Regions from separate parts of the Homo sapiens genome. Here region 1 is linked to region 2. A link is an interaction called in ENCODE POLR2A ChIA-PET data of the cell type or tissue named here. Cell type or tissue: A673. All regions are shown on one strand. Each heading gives the region's core, and the rest is flanking DNA. Links, peaks and the distances in the headings are about the cores only.

Evidence for each region. Peaks named below come from ENCODE experiments on the same cell type or tissue, not always from the same donor. Only the 100,000 strongest peaks of a DNase experiment are listed, where the experiment ranks them.
Region 1: POLR2A ChIA-PET joins it to region 2 with 5 read pairs; 2 of 35 experiments call an interaction of 5 or more read pairs at or near these places.

What each region holds. Positions count from the first base shown.
Region 1 is chr6:96,698,799-96,706,865 of GRCh38, forward strand. No RefSeq gene overlaps it. Among named protein-coding and RNA genes, the nearest start is that of GPR63, 130 kb to the right of the region's middle. In A673, for the core only: a CTCF peak has its summit at 3,530; DNase peaks (open chromatin) are centred at 3,523 and 4,043; H3K27ac peaks cover 2,120 bases.
Region 2 is chr6:96,845,309-96,853,375 of GRCh38, forward strand. No RefSeq gene overlaps it. Among named protein-coding and RNA genes, the nearest start is that of GPR63, 12 kb to the left of the region's middle. In A673, for the core only: no CTCF peak of the experiment used is centred there; no DNase peak of the experiment used is centred there.

The sequences.
Region 1 (8,067 bases), core at 1,928-5,927, 150 kb before region 2:
GATGCCTGGTTTCTTATAATTACTTCTTTGGTCATCATAAGGCAGTAAAAATTACTACCTGTAGGAAGCTGCATTACATTAAGTCTAAAGGATAAGTAGGCATTTGTCCAGGGGTGATGTGTATTTGTTTGGTTGATTTTTTATTCATCCATTAGAATTTTCTTTCCTAGAAAATTACTTCTTCAGTACCTGTTAAGGGAATCCTGATAATATTCTGATAATATGAGAGTTTCACTGGCCTGCTTAATGAAGCAATAGAGCACTGCTAGGTTGCTCATGAAACTTGTCAGTTAAACCCTGGGGTGAGTGTTCAAGCTGCTGTTCGGGTATAACCTACTTCCTTTGTCATTAACCTGCCCCAACAGCTCCATCCTGCACAGCTCGCTGTTCTCCAGTTGCAGTCACTCAACATGATGTCCTGGAAGAAGATCTAATCAATTTTTAAATCAACATTACATCTAAAGATGGTTCATATGTGAACTGTTTTTAAGTTGCAGAACTTCTGTCTTCAATGATCCCTCTCACTCTCCAAAATTCCCCCTTTATTTGTTTGTTTCTTTGTTTATTGAGACAGGGTCTCCCTCTGTTGTCCAAGATGGAGTGCACTGGCACAATCATAGATTATAACTCTTTGCAGCCTCGAACTCCTGGACTCCAGCAATTCTCCCACCTTAACCTCTTGAGCAGCTAGGACTACAGACACACACCACAATGACCAGCTAATTTTTTGTAGAGATGAAGTCTCACTCTGTCTCCCAGGTGGTCTCAAACTCCTAGTCTCAAGTGAGCCTCCTGCCTTGGCCTTCCAACGTGCTGGGATCACAGGTGTGAGCCACTGTGCCCAGCCCTTAATTATTTTCAAAAGATTCTGTAGAAGGTCTTAGGTAAGGGCAGAGCCACGTCCTTTCACCTAATGTATGTCACCCGTGTTTTTCACACCTCTGCTCCTCTGCCTTCCTCATCTGAACACCATTTTGTCCATGAGTCTCTTGGTTCTACTGTACTGGAAGTTGCTCAGCAGGCACTGCCACTGCCCAGACCCTGGAGGGCCTGATGGTGTCCAGCTTCAAAGGCACCTGGGAGGCCCTGGGAGAATAGTCTGTCTGCCCAGTCTAGTTTATAATCTGCTGATGCTAAAAACAAATACTTCCTTGGTTTTACATTTAGCCCCCTGCTGGCTATAGAATTCAGATAATTCTGGGAAGTAGACTCTACTGCGCTCAGAGTCCTGCCCCCCATCTGAATTCCAAGGCTTCTTACTGGGCTGACCTCACTGATTGCCTTTCTTCTCACACATTGAATCTCCTCCATGTTAAACCCACCAGTTTTTAGACATGCATAGATGTGTTTGAAACTTAGTCTTGGAAATTGCTTGAGCTCAAGCTGGGAATCTTCCTACTTCATGAACAGAAACTGAAAATACCATCAGATGTCAATTTAGCCTCTTCACTCAAAACAGCTAGTTTTGAGGAGGCCAGGAGCCCTCCTAAGGACCTTCAACTCGGTATGGTACTGTTCAGACTCCCCACTCCACAACCTCTCTACTGAGGTAGGTCAGAAGTCTAACATGAGTCTCACTTGGCTAAAGATTTGTCAGTGACTGCATTCCTTTTTGGAAGGTCTAGAAGAAAATAGGTCCCCTTCCCTTTTCCAGCTTCTAGAGCCTGTCCACATTCCTTGGCTTGTGGCCATCTTTCTCCATCTTCAAAACTGGGAATATGAAACACCTTTCTCATTTTTCTTACATGGTCACATCTCCCTCTGACCCAGCCAGGAATGTTTCTTCATTTTTAAGGACTTATATTTAAATTGGACCCACATGAATAACACAGGATACTCTACTCTTCTCATCTTAAGATATTTGTTCTTAATTAAAAATCCAAATTCTCTTTTGTCATGTAAGTTGACAAAATCACAGGCTCTGGGGATTAGGATGTGGATTTTTTTCAGGAGATGGAGAGATGTAATTCTGGCTACTACACCAAGTCTTCAGGAGAAAGTTCCCAGAGTAGCCTTCTCTTAATAACGAAGCCAGTATTTGCTTGAACTCTATCTATGTGCCTGGAACTGTGTTAAATGTCCTACCTACATCAACTAATTCAAGCCTCAGATATGAAGTTGATAACAATATGTCATAGAAAGTAAGCTGGTAGTTTCAGAAATTGCCCTAAGTCATGCAGTTAAAGCCAAGAGTTGGACCCCGGTCAAGCTGTTGCCATAGCATTGTGACTCCTCAACTGTGCTAAAATTGACTGCATAACATATCCCTAACTTGAGCAGAAAAAGTAGGCACTTGCATTTCTATTCATGCAGTATGATGTTAATTTTATGTGTCAACTTGACTGGCCCACAAGATGCCCAGATGTCTGGTTAAACATTATTTCTGGGTGTTCGAGAATGCATTCCCAGAAGGGATTAGTATTTGAATTGGTGAAGTGAGTAAAACATGTGGCTTTCCTCAATGTGGATAGGCATTAACCAATCCACTGAGGGCCTGAATAGGACAAAAAAACAACAGACAAAGGTTGAAGTTATTCTCAGCCTGACTGCTCAAGCTAGGACATCAATCTTCCCCTGCCATCCATGTTCCTGGTTCTCAAGCCTTTAGACACAGACTGGAATCTACATCATTGGTTCTCTGGCTCTCAGGCCTTCGTACACCACTGCTTTCCTAAATCTCCAGCTTGCAGACAGCAGATCGTGGGACTTCTCAACCTCCATAATCACATGAGCCAATAACTTATAATAAATATCTCTCTTGATAGACGTATATATCTATACAGATATATATATAGATAGATAGATAGATCCTATTGGCTCTGCTTCTCTGGAGAACCCCGAGTAGATTTTAGTACTAAGAATGATTCCAGAGAAAGAGAATTTTAAGAATGAGCTGCCTAAATTGGTTTTGGGTTTGGCTCTCTAATATGATTAGATTTAAAGACACTAATGACTCTATTTCCAATAGTAAAGAGTGCACTCATAGTCCATGGCATGAATTATAATAGAGACATAAAAAATATATGCATTGGATACCCAAAAAACTACTTATAAGAGATATAAGAGACAAGAAACTGGGTATGGTACTTTTGAACATTTTTAGAAAATAAACAAATATAATGACCTTGTTTGGTTGCTCCTAAGGTCACTAGACAAAGTGATGAAAGGATGGGATGAGCTCAGGGATTCAATTTCCCAGTTGAAGTGCTGTATGAATGACCTAAAGGCTTCTATGGGTGACCTGGAGGAAAGCCTTATCTTCTGTAGCTGCAGGGTTGAGATTGCTGAAAGTCAAATGCAAAATCTCATCCAGTGACTGCCTGAATTTCAATGTAAGTTGAACTCCCAACCTCACAGGCTGTCTACTGTTAAAGTGAAAGCACTGATTGGGAAAAGTATGGGATTCTATAAGTATGGATGGAGACATGAAGGAAGAACCCAGTAAAGCTTGGGACATTGAGCTCCTAAATTCTGATGAGTCTTCTTTGCCAGAGAAAGTAGTCTCCCCACCCCTAGTGGTATCTCCTGTATAAGCAGATTGGATTAACTGTACATTTCCTGAGAAAACAGTATGACTTCCCCTGAGGCAGTTGCCATGTAAGACAATGCTGATTCCCCTCAAGACCCATCCACATCACTTTTATTTGCTTCTGGACCTACAACTAGACTCAAATGCCAGCAGGTCTCTAAAGATGAGATACAAAGTATGACCCATAAGAAAGCACAGTAGACTTCAAAATAACTATTTGATTTTTCTAATATTTACAGACAGAAATTAGAGGAACATGTGTGAGAATGGATATTAACAGTGTGGAATTATGGTTGAAGGAAGATAAAGTTGGATTAGGCTGAATTTATTGATATGAGCACACTATACAGACGTTCTACATATAATATTGCAGCACAGAAAGTTAAAAAGGGGCTCTAACAGTTTGGTCAGTTGGTTGTATAAAACATGGAACGAAAGATGACTGATTTGGAAATGCCAGACATGTAATGCAGAGGAAGGGATTAAAAGCTTAGAGAGATTGGAATGTTAGAGTGAATTTGTCATTAAAGACTTACGCACCCACACTAGGAGAATCCAGAAGACATACTTTTCACCACAACTGTGAGAAATAAATTTGTGAGAGGAGTCCAACATCCTTGAAGAGCCCTGTGATCGCTCTTCTCTGTAGGCCAGACTTTACAGTGGGGACTGTAGCCACTGGATTGGGAAACCTAAGTGCTATGGGAGTAATTAGATCCTGGGGTTGCAGGGGCCAAGTGGCAGCACTCAATCACCAAAGGCAAGATGGACATGGTTACATGTCCAGGTAATGGACAACAGAGTCAAGGCAACAATCAGGATAGTCTATACATGCAGACCTATGACATTGGCAGGTTTATCACAGACTTCCTAGAAATGAAATAGACAGAAACTCTAGTGAATTATTACTTGATGTGAAAAAAATTCTAACCTGAATTACAGAAACAGAGCCACAGCTCCTCAATCAATTCCCAGGGTTGAGCCAGTTTACAAACCCAGGGCCTCCTAGAAAGAAGGGGAGTCTGAGTCCCCTTGAAGAAGCATCCAGGTCACTACCAAAAATTTATACTATTAATCTTTCTCTCAGACTTCCACAAAGGAACCACTGACCTTTAACCAGGGTAACTGTAAATTGAGGAAAAGGAAATAATCAGAGCTTTGGAAAATTACTTGATACTGGCTCTGAACTGACACTAATTCCAGGAGACCCAAAATATGGCTCACCAGTCACAGTAGGGGCTTATGGAGGTCAGGTAGGTGATCAATGGAGTTTTCACTCAGGTTAATCTCACAGTGGGCCTATTGGGTCCCTGAATCCACCCTGTGGTTATTTCCTCAATTCCGGAATGCATAATTGGAATAGATATACTCAGCAACTAACAGAATCTTCACATTTGTTCCCTGACCTGTAGAGTGAGAACTACTATAGTGGAAAAGGCCAAGTGAAAGCCAGTAGAACTGCCTCTACCCAGAAAAATAGCCAAAAACAATACTGCATTCTTGGAGGGATTTCAGAAATTAGTGCTACCATCAAGGACTTGAAGGATGCAGGGGTGGTGATTCCCTCTGCATCCCCAATTCAATGTGTATATTTGGCCCATGCAGGATCTTGGAGGATGACAGTGGATTATTGTAAGCTTAACAAAGTGTTGACTTCAATTGTAGTTTTGTACCACATTGCAGATGTGGTTTCATTACTTGAACAAATTGACTCATCCCCTCGTACCTGGTATGTAGCTATTGATATGGAAAATCACTTTTTCTCCATATCTGTCCATAAGGCCCACCAAAATTATTGGTTTGAGCTTACAAGGCCAGCAGTACACTTCACCATCCTCCCTCAGCCCTTTTCAGCCCTATGCCATAATTTAGTTTGCAAGGATCTTTATTGCCTTTCCCTTCCACAATATATCACACTCATCCATTACATTGATGACATTATGTTGATGGACATAGTGAGTGAGAAGTAGTAACTGCTCTAGACTTATTGATCCGTTATTCATGTGCCAGAAGGTGTAAAATAAATCTAACAAAACTTCAGGGCATTTTACCTCAGGGAAATTTTTAGGGGTCCAGTAGTATGGGGCATGTCAAGGTATCTCTTCTAAGGTAGAGGATAAATTATTAAATCTGGCTCCTCCTATAACCGAAAACAAAAACAAAAACAAAAAAGAGTCACAATGCCTAGCGGGCTTCTTTGGATTTTGGAGGCAATGTGTTCCTTATTTGAGTGTGTTACTAGGGCTACTTACCGAGTACTGACCTGAAAAGCTACTCATTTAAAGTGGTGCCCAAAACAAAAGAAGGCTCTGCAGCAGGTCCAGGCTGCTGTACAAGCTGCCCTGCCACTTGATCCAGCAGATCCAATGGTACTTGAGCTGTCAGTGGCAAACAGGGATTCTGTTTGGAGCTTTTAGCAGCCCCTGTAGATGAATCACAGTACTGGCTGTTAGGATTTTGGAGTGAAGATTGCCATCTTCTGCAGATAACTACTCTCTTTTGAGAAACAACAGGTGGCCTGCTACCAGGCCTTAGTAGAGACTGAATGCTTAACCATAAGCCATGAAATTACCATGTGACCTGAGCTGTCTATCATGAACTGAGTGTTATCTGACTCATCAAGCCATAACGTCAGCATGCACAGCAACACCCCATCATCAAATGGAAGTGGTATACATGTCATCGAGTCTGAGCAGGCCCTAAAAGCACAAGTAAGTTACAAGATGTGACCCAAATCCTCCAGGTTTGGTAGCCCATCCTCTCTGGTTAGTACCTCTCTTCTGGACCCACATAGGGTGCCTCTACTCTAGTGCCTCTACTCTAGTGTCACTCAGAAGAATTTTAACAGTTCTTTCACACCAAGGACATAGGGCCTTAACTGTGACTTATTTCAGGTACCAAAGGATTGTTTGATCATTGTAAAGAAAGATTTTCATTTTCACTGAGGGCAATCTTTGTTGAAGGGAAGAAAATAAGCACTTTTGCTTTCCCCATGTGATATGGTTTGGCTCTGTGTCCCCACCCAAATCTCATCTCAGACTGTAATCCCCATGTGTCAAGGGAGGGAACTGTTGGGAGGTGATTGGATTATGGGGGCAGTTTCCTCCATGCTGTCCTCATGATAGAGAGGGAGTTCTCATGACATCTGATGGTTTTAAAAATAGCAGTTTCCCCTGTGCTCATTCTCTCCTGCTGCTATGTAAGGCATGCCCTATATCCCCTTTGCCTTTTGCCATGACTATAAGTTTCCTGAGGTCTCCTCAGCCATGTGGAACTGTGAGTCAATTAAACCTCTTTCCTTTATAAATTACCCAGTCCCAGATATTTCTTTTTTTTTTTCTTTTCTTTTTTTTTTTTGAGAGAGTCTTGCTCTGGTGCTAGGCTAGAGTGCAGTGGTGTGATCTCAGCTCACCACAACCTCCTCCTCCTGGGTTCAAGCAATTCTCCTGCCTCAGCCTCCCGAGTAGCTGGGACTACAGACGCGCACCACCACGCCCGACTAATTTTTTTATATTTTAGTAGAGACAGGGTTTCACCATGTTGGCCAGGATGGTCTCGATCTCCTGACCTCGTGATCCACCCACCTCAGGCGTGAGCCACCGCACCCAGCCCCAGGTATTTCTTTATAGCAGTGTGAGAACGGACTAATACACCGTGGTATACCACACAATCACTCATTTGAAAGATGTTTACATTCCTCTCTTTGTTGTATTCTGTAGTGTCCTACAATATAATATTCTTATACAAGTGTGCTACTTAAGACCAGCCCTCTGTTGAAATTAGTGAATGGGTAAAGATTAGTAAGAGGCTAAGGGATAAGATCCAGGCAGCTGGTAGCAGCTGGGATGTTGTAATTTAACACAACTCACCGGCTTTCTTGCTATGGAGAAGATGCAGTAGTCAGAACATTGCAGGTGCCTATTGAATATTAAATAATCGTAATTTGTGATTTTTAAAAATTTGGTTGTAACAGACTATAGTTGAATATGAAATATCCTGTAGAAGGACAATGAAGATCATTAATGTTAGGAAAGATATATGCTTTGTAACTAAACTACCAAAATAAGAATAATTACCTCTTACAAAAAGAGTAATGTAAATAAATTTATGGAAGCCAGAAAAATATATTCTTTTTTTCTATTATACCATTTTATAACTTCCCAAAGACCTGATTAATATTCCATAATTAAAAGTGAAAGAAACATAAAAAATGATTTTTTTAAATACCATGGGCTTTTTGAATGCATTAAAGCAATTAAGCGTATTTAAAGTAAATAGAGCTAAAGAATAAAATTAGTGAGTTTGGGGTCAAGAAATGAAGGAATTGGATCACTTAGATACTGATGACAATGAGTCTTGTCAACTTGCAACACAGACAGTTATTATTAATATCATTACACTTGATCTTGCCAAAAAAACCAAGAAGCAATTGTTAATATCATTAAATATGAAAAGTACTGTTATTCCTATTATAGTTCTAATACTAATAGCTCTTTATTAACCAGTATATGAGATTTTGCCATGTCAAAGTTACTTAT
Region 2 (8,067 bases), core at 1,926-5,925:
AATGAAAAATAAGATCCTCTTCAGACAAGCAAATGCTACAGGAATTTGTTACCACCAGACCTGCCCTGCAAGAGGTCCTTAAGGGAGTGCTAAATATGGAAATAAAAGACCATTACCAGCCACCACAAAAACATACTTAAGTACATAGACCACTGACACTATAAAGCAACTACACAGTGAAGTCTGCATAATAACCAGCTAACATCATGATGACAGGATCAAATCTATACATATCAGTATCAACCTTGGATGTAAAGGGGCTAAAGGCCCAAATAAAAAGTCACAGAGTGGCAAGTTAGATAAAGAAGCAAGACCTAACTACATGTGGTCTTCAAGAGACCTATCTCACATGCAGTGACACCCATAGACTCAAAGTAAAGGGTTGGAGAAAAATCTACCAAGCAAACAGAAAACAATAAAAGCAGGGTTTGCTATTCTAATTTTGGAAAAAACAGGCTTTAAATCAACACCAATCACAAAAGACCAAGAAGGGCATTACATAATGCTACAGTGTTCAATTCAACAAGAAAATGTGACTATCTGGTTGTTATAAATATATATGCACCCAACATAGGAGCATTCAGATGTATAAATCATGTTCTTAGAGATCTATGAAAAAACTTAGATAACTACACAATAATAGTGGGAGACTTCAACACCCCACTGACAGCATTAGATCATCAAGGTAGAAAATTAACAAAGATATTTAGGACTTGAACTTGACACTGGACCAAATAAACCTAACAGACATCTACAGAACTATCCACCCAAAAAACAACAGACTATATCTTCTACTCATGTGCACATGGCACATACTCAAATCAACCACACAATTAGCCCATAAAACAAGTCTTGACAATTTCAAAAAAACCAAAATCATACCAACCACTCTCTTGGACCACAGCACTATAAAAACAGAATCAATACTAAGAAAATAACTCAAAACCATACAATTGCATTGAAATTAAACAACTTGCTCCTGAATTACTTTTGGGTAAACAAGAAAATTAAAGCAGAAATCAATAAGTTCTTTGAAACTAATAAAAACAAATACCAGAATCTCAGGGACACGACTAAAGCAGTGTTAACAGAAAAGTCTGTAGTACTAAAGGCCCACATTAAAAACATGGAAAAATCTCAAATTAACAATCTAACATCCCACCTAAAGGAACTAGAAAAACAAGAGCAAACCAACCCCAAAGCTAGCAGAAGACAAGACATAACCAAAAACAGAGCTACACTGAATGAAATATAGAGATGTGAAAAACATTCAAAAGATCAATGAAAGTAGAAATTTGTTCTTGGAAAGAATACATAAGATTGATAGACTGCTAGCTAGACCAGTAAAGAAAAAAGAAGATCCAAACAAACATAATGAGAAATGACAAGGGGGACATTACCACTGACCCCACAGAAATACAGAAAGTTCTCAAAGGCTGTTACAAACACTTCTATGTGAAAAAAAAAAAAAGAAACTTAAAAAACCTACAAGAAATCGATAAATTTCTGGAAAGATATACCGCCCAAGATTTTACCAGGAAGAAACTGAAACCCTGAACAGACCAATAACAAGATCTGACAAGAACTTGTATTTCTGGTTGGTAGTAATAAAAAGCCTACCCTACCAACCAGAAAAAGCCCAGGACCAGGGAGATTCACAGCCAAATTCTACCAGCTATATGAAGAAGAGCTGGTACAATTCCTACTGAAACTATTCCAAAACATTGAGGAAGAGGGACTCCTCTCTTATGCATTCTATGAAGCCAACATCATCCCAATACCAAAACCTGGTAGAAACACACACACAAAGAAGAAAATTTCGGGTCAATGTTCTTGATGAACATAGATGCAAAAATCCTCAACAAAATACTAGCAAACCAAATCTAACACCACAACAAAAAGTTAATCCACCACAATCCAGTAGGTTTTATCCCTGGTATGCAAGGTTGGTTCAACATATGCAAATCAATAAATGTGATTTATCACGTAAAGAAAACTAAAAACAAAAACTACATGATCATCTCAACAGATGCAGAAAAATGTTTCCATAAAATTCAACATTCCTTCACGTTAAAAACCCTCAACAAGCTAGGCATTGAAGGAACATACCTCAAAACAATAATAACTGTCTATGACAAACCCACACCCAGCATCATACTGAATGGGCAAAAGCTGGAAGCATTCCCCTTGAGAACTGGAACAAGACAAGGATGCCCACTCTCACCATTCCTATTCAACAGAGTACTTGAAGTCCTAGCCAGAGCAGTCAGGCAACAGAAAGAAGTAAAAGGTATCTAAATAGGAAGAAAAGAAGTCTCCATTTGCAAATGGATATGACTGTATATCTAGAAAACCTCACATGGTCTCTGCCCAAAATCTGCTAGATCTCATAAACAACTTCAGCAGTTTCAGGATGCAAAATCAATATACAAAAATCAGTAGCATTTCTATACACCAACAATGCCCAAGCTGATAGCCAAATCAAGAATGCAATCCCATTCACACGAGCCACAAAAAGAATAAAACACCTAGGAATACAGCTAACCAGGGAAGTGAAAGATATCTACAATGAGAATTACAAACCACTGCTGAAAGAAATCAAATGGAAAAACATACCATGCTCATGGATAGGAAAAGTCAATATTGTAAAAATGGCCATACTTCTCAAAGCAATTTATGCTATTTCTATCAAACTACCAATAACATTTTGCACAGAATTAGAAAAAAATTATTCTAAAATTCATATGGAACCAAAAAAGGGCCTGAATAGCCAAAGCAATCCTCAGCAAAAGGAACAAAGCTGGAGGCATCACATTACATGACTTTATACTACAAGGCTACAGTAACCAAAACAGCATGGTACTGGTAGAAAAATAGATACATAGACCAATAAAACAGAATAGAGAGGCCAGAAATAATGCCACACACCTAAGACATCTAATCTTTGACAAAGCTGACAAAAACAAACAATTAGCAAAAAAAAGGAAAGCCCTCATTCAGTAAATGGTGCTGGGATAACTAGCTAACCACATGCAAAAGATTGACACTGGACCCCTTCCTTACACTATATACAAACACCAACTCAAGATGGCTTAAAGATTTACATGTAAAACCTAAAACTACAAAAACCCTAGAAGATAGCCTAGGAAATACCATTCTTGACATAGGTCTTGGCAAACATTTCATGTCAAAGACGCCAAATGCAATTGCAACAAAAGTGAAAACTGACAAATGGGACCTAATTAAAGTGCTTCTGCACAGCAAAAGAAACTATCAACATAGTAAATAGACAACCTATAGAATGGGAGAAAATATTTTCAAACTATGCATCCCACAAAGGTCTAATATCCAGAATCTATAAGAAACTTAAAGTAACAAGCAAAAAAACAAACAACCCCATTAAAATGTGGGCAAAGGACATGAACAGATATGAACACCTTTCAAAAGAAGACATGCATGACGCCAAGAAGCATATGAAAAAAGGTGGCTGGGCGTGGTGGCTCATGCCTATAATGCTAGCACTTTGGTAGGCTGAGGCGGATGGATCGCTTGAGCTCAGAAGTTTATGACCAGCCTGAGCAACATGATGAAACTCCATCTCTACAAAAAAATACAAAAATTAGCTGGGGGCCGGGCGCAGTGACTCACGCCTGTAATTCTAACACTTTGGGAGGCCGAGGCGGGTATATTGCCTGAACTCAGGGATTCGAGACCAGCCTGGGTAACACGGTGAAACCCCGTCTCTACTAAAAATACAAAAAATTAGCCGGGCGTGGCGGCATGCGCCTGTAATCCCAGCTACACGGGAGGCTGACGCAGGAGAATTGCTAGAACCCAGGAGGCGGAAGTTGCAGTGAGCCGAGATCATGCCACTGCACTCCAGCCTGGAGTGAGATTCGGTGTCAAAAAAAAAAAAAAAAAAAAAAAAGTGAGCTGGGCATGGTGGTGAGTGCCTGTAAGTCCTAGCTACTCTGGAGGCTGAAGTGGAATGATCAGCTGAGCCCAGGAAGCAGAGGTTGCAGTGAGCCAAAATCATGCCACTGCACTGTAGCCTGTGTGGCAGAGCTAGTTCCTGTATCAAAAATATATAAATAAATAGAAGAAAAAGAAAACATGCTCGACATCACTAATTATTAGAGAAATACAAATCAAACTACAATGAGGTACCATCTTATACCAGTCAGAATGGCTATTATTAAAAAGCCAGAAAATAACAGATCCTAGTGAGGCTGCAGGGAAGAGGGAATGCTTATACACTGCTGGTGGGAATGTAAATTAGTTCAGCCACTGTGGAAAGCAGTTTGGTTATTCCTCAAAGAACTTAAAACAGAGAAATCTCATTATTGAATATATACCCAAAGAAATAAAATCATTCTACCATAAAGACACATGCACGTGTATGTTCATCACAGCACTATTCATCATAGCAAAGACATGGAATCAATCTAAATGCCCATCAACAATAGACTGAATATAGAAAAGGTGGTGTATATAAACCATGGAATACTACTCAGCCATGAAAAAGAATGAGATCATGTTCTTTGCAGCAACCATGGATGAAGCTGGAGGCCATTATCCTAAGCAAACGAACATGGGAACAGAAAATCAAATACCACATTGTTTTCACTTTTAAGTGGGAGCTAAACATTGAGTATACATGGGCACAAAGTAGGGAACAATAGCCACTGGGGCCTACTTCAGGGTGGAGGTTGAGAGGAGGGTGAGGATCAGAAAACTACCTGTCAGGAATCATGCTTATCACCTGCATGATGAAATAATCTGCACACCAAACCCCTGTGACATGCAATTAACATATGTAACAAACCTGCATGTGTACCCCTGAATCTAAAATAAAAGGTTTTTTTTTTTTTTCCACAGATCAAAACTAAAAGCTCTTCTTAGGTTTTTCTCTGGATACATTATACGTATCTTTTCTTTTTGAACTAGAGCCTTATAGCTTTGCAAAGTAACTTTAAAGCCAGATCTACTCCCTTTCATCTACACCAACCTCTCTATTATCAACAAGCAGAATCTTGGTGAGGTAAGTTTTAGAATTAAACAGTAATTTTTCTTTTTAAAATTAAGTCATAAATTATTAACATTAAAGGAGTAGATCTCCAAACACAGAGAGGAAGGACAATGTGAAATACTCATAGATGAGAACAATATTATCATTGTTTAGAATTTCAAAGTTATTGCACATCTGTCTTAGTCACTAAAGACACTTCTGCACCAATCCTTCAGTCATATATTCAGGGCTAAGCACCACTGGAATTCAGCAGTCAAAACTCCTGCCTTCAGGAGCTTACTTTCAGATGAGACACAAAATAAATAAGTAAAATATATGGCACATTGGGGGATGAAAATTACTATGAAGAAAAAGAAAGTAGGGAAAAGACAGCAAGAATTTTGGAGGAGAATTTAACAATAAAATCACCAGAGTGGGCCGGGTGCGGTGGCTTACGCCTCTAAATCCCAGCACTTTGGGAGGCCGAGACGGGTGGATCACGAGGTTACGAGATCGAGACCATCCTGGCTAACACGGTGAAACCCCATCTCTACTAAAAAAAAAATACAAAAAATTAGCCGGGCGTGGTGGCGGGCGCCTGTAGTCCCAGCTACTGGGAAGGCTGAGGCAGGAGAATGGCGTGAACCCGGGAGGCGGAGCTTGCAGTGAGCCGAGATGACGCCACGGCACTCCAGCCTGGGCGACAGAGCGAAACTCCGTATCAAAAAAAAAAAAAAAAAAAAAAATCACTAGAGTGCTCAGGGAAATGCATTTCTGGGGAAAAGTGTTCCAAGCAGGAGGAACAGCAAAGACAAAGCCTCTGGGCTGCTAGCCTGGAATAAAGAACAGCAGAGGCCGGGTGGCTCACGCCTGTAATCCCAGCACTTTGGGAGGCCGAGGCGGGCGGATCACGAGGTCAGGAGATCGAGACCATCCCGGCTAAAAACGGTGAAACCCCGTCTCTACTAAAAATACAAAAAATTAGCCGGGCATCGTGGCGGGCGCCTGTAGTCCCAGCTACTTGGGAGGCTGAGGCAGGAGAATGGCGTGAACCCGGGAGGCGGAGCTTGCAGTGAGCCGAGATCCCGCCACTGCACTCCAGCCTGGGCGACAGAGTGAGACTCCGTCTCAAAAAAAAAAAAAAAGAACAGCAGAGAGACCTGTGTGGCTGGAGAAAGGGGAAGAGGAGTAGATGAGGGCAATGTTTCTTAAAGTGAGTTCCAATGGAACCTTATTCCTGTTCTCACTTTGGGAAATGATGTACTCTGTTGCCCTTGGAGAATTACAATATCATTCACACATTAAATGCTCTAAAAAATCCTGCCGAAGGCAACCCATTTCATGTTGATATCCCAACATTTCTCAGTTTTTCTGGACCACAAATCTCTTATGCAGAGATCACCTGTTTTTTGGAATACACAGTTTGAGAAAGATGCTTCTGGTTTATGAAATCTTAGAAAGGAGATCAAGTGTCTTACTCTTCTTTGTATCTGGTTAAAAATATTCTCAGTAAATATTTGTGGAATGGATCAACCTCATTAAGCCACATTTATCTAATGCACACTGTCCTTGTACCTTAAAGGAAGAAGTCAACCCGATTATTTCTAGTAGGTCGTGTTCCTGTGGGCAGTGGGTTCACTTTCAGCCTTCTGTGTAAACCTAGACATTCTCCTCTGCTCACGTCTCTGTCCTCTCCTGGGTAAGTTAGGAAGCCCGGCAGCCTAAATATACTGAGTTCAAGTACTTAGCAGATTCTTCTCTTGCTTAGCCAATTCTATTTTTACTGCAGTCTTGCCCTGAAGTACAATACTGCTCCCAGTTATTAATAAATGAATCTAGTCATCATTTCCTGATTGGTTTAGTCCCTGTATATACCGCTCTATGAGCAAGGGAACCCCAAAGGTGAAAGGGATAAGTAGCGGAACTTGGGGAAACTTCGCGCAAACAACAGTCATCCCTCATTCATTTAAAACATGCGTAACAGTTAACTTACTTACACAAGATATCTACATTTTAAATATTACTAATTTATAATAAAACAAACAGTGTTTTCAAATAGCCTATGGAGTATACATACTGTTTTTATTTCTAAAGATACTACCATAGCATTTGTTCCTGAATATTTAAGAAATTCATAAAATAACAGATAATAAGTCCTGAAGAATGATCTCTTGTTAAAATAGTGCTGTGGCTTGGATATCCTTTGTCCCCACCAAAACTCATGTTGAGGTTTGACCCCCCAGTGTAGGGAGGTGGGACCTAATGGGAGGTGCTTGAGTCATGGGGGCAGATCTTTTATAAATGGTTTGATGCCATTCTCTCTCTGGCAATACTGGATTAGTTCTCACAGCAATAAATGACTATGTTGAAAGCAGGTTGTTATAAAGCCAGGGCACACCTCAGGTTTTGCCTCTTCACATGTGTCTGCTTTCTTTTTAACTTTTGCTGTGTCATGATGCAGCACAGAAGCCCTCACCAGAGGCTTAGTAGATGCTGGCACCATGCGCCTTGAACTTGCCAGCCTGCGGAACTGTGAGCTAAATAAACCTCTTTTCTTTACAAACTACCTAGTGTCAGTATTCTGTTGTAGCGACAAAGAACTAAGACAGACAGCCATTAACTCCATGAACATTCTTAAAGCATCTAGGGCTAGACCATGGCTCCTTAACTAACAACTGGTTAATTATTTACTAAGACTATACTATTGTCAACTACCAAGGGAATCCATGTTCCCACAGGGAACTGCACTCTTCAGCTGGTGTCATATATACATAGCTTATAAGAAAAGCATCAATTAGTACAAACTTCAGTAGAAAATATCATAGATATTTCTGAGTGTACAGATATTTCCTGAGTGTACAGCATCCACCCCCTCCCCCCTTCTATGCAGTTTTGCTTTCTGCAGTTTCTGTTACCTGCGGTCAACTGTGGTTTGAAAATATTAAATGGAGAATTCTAGAAATAAACAATTTATGAGTCTTAAGTTGCAAGCTGTTCTAAGTAGTATGATGAAATCTTGCACCATCTGCTCCATCCCACCCAGGATGTGAATAATTTCT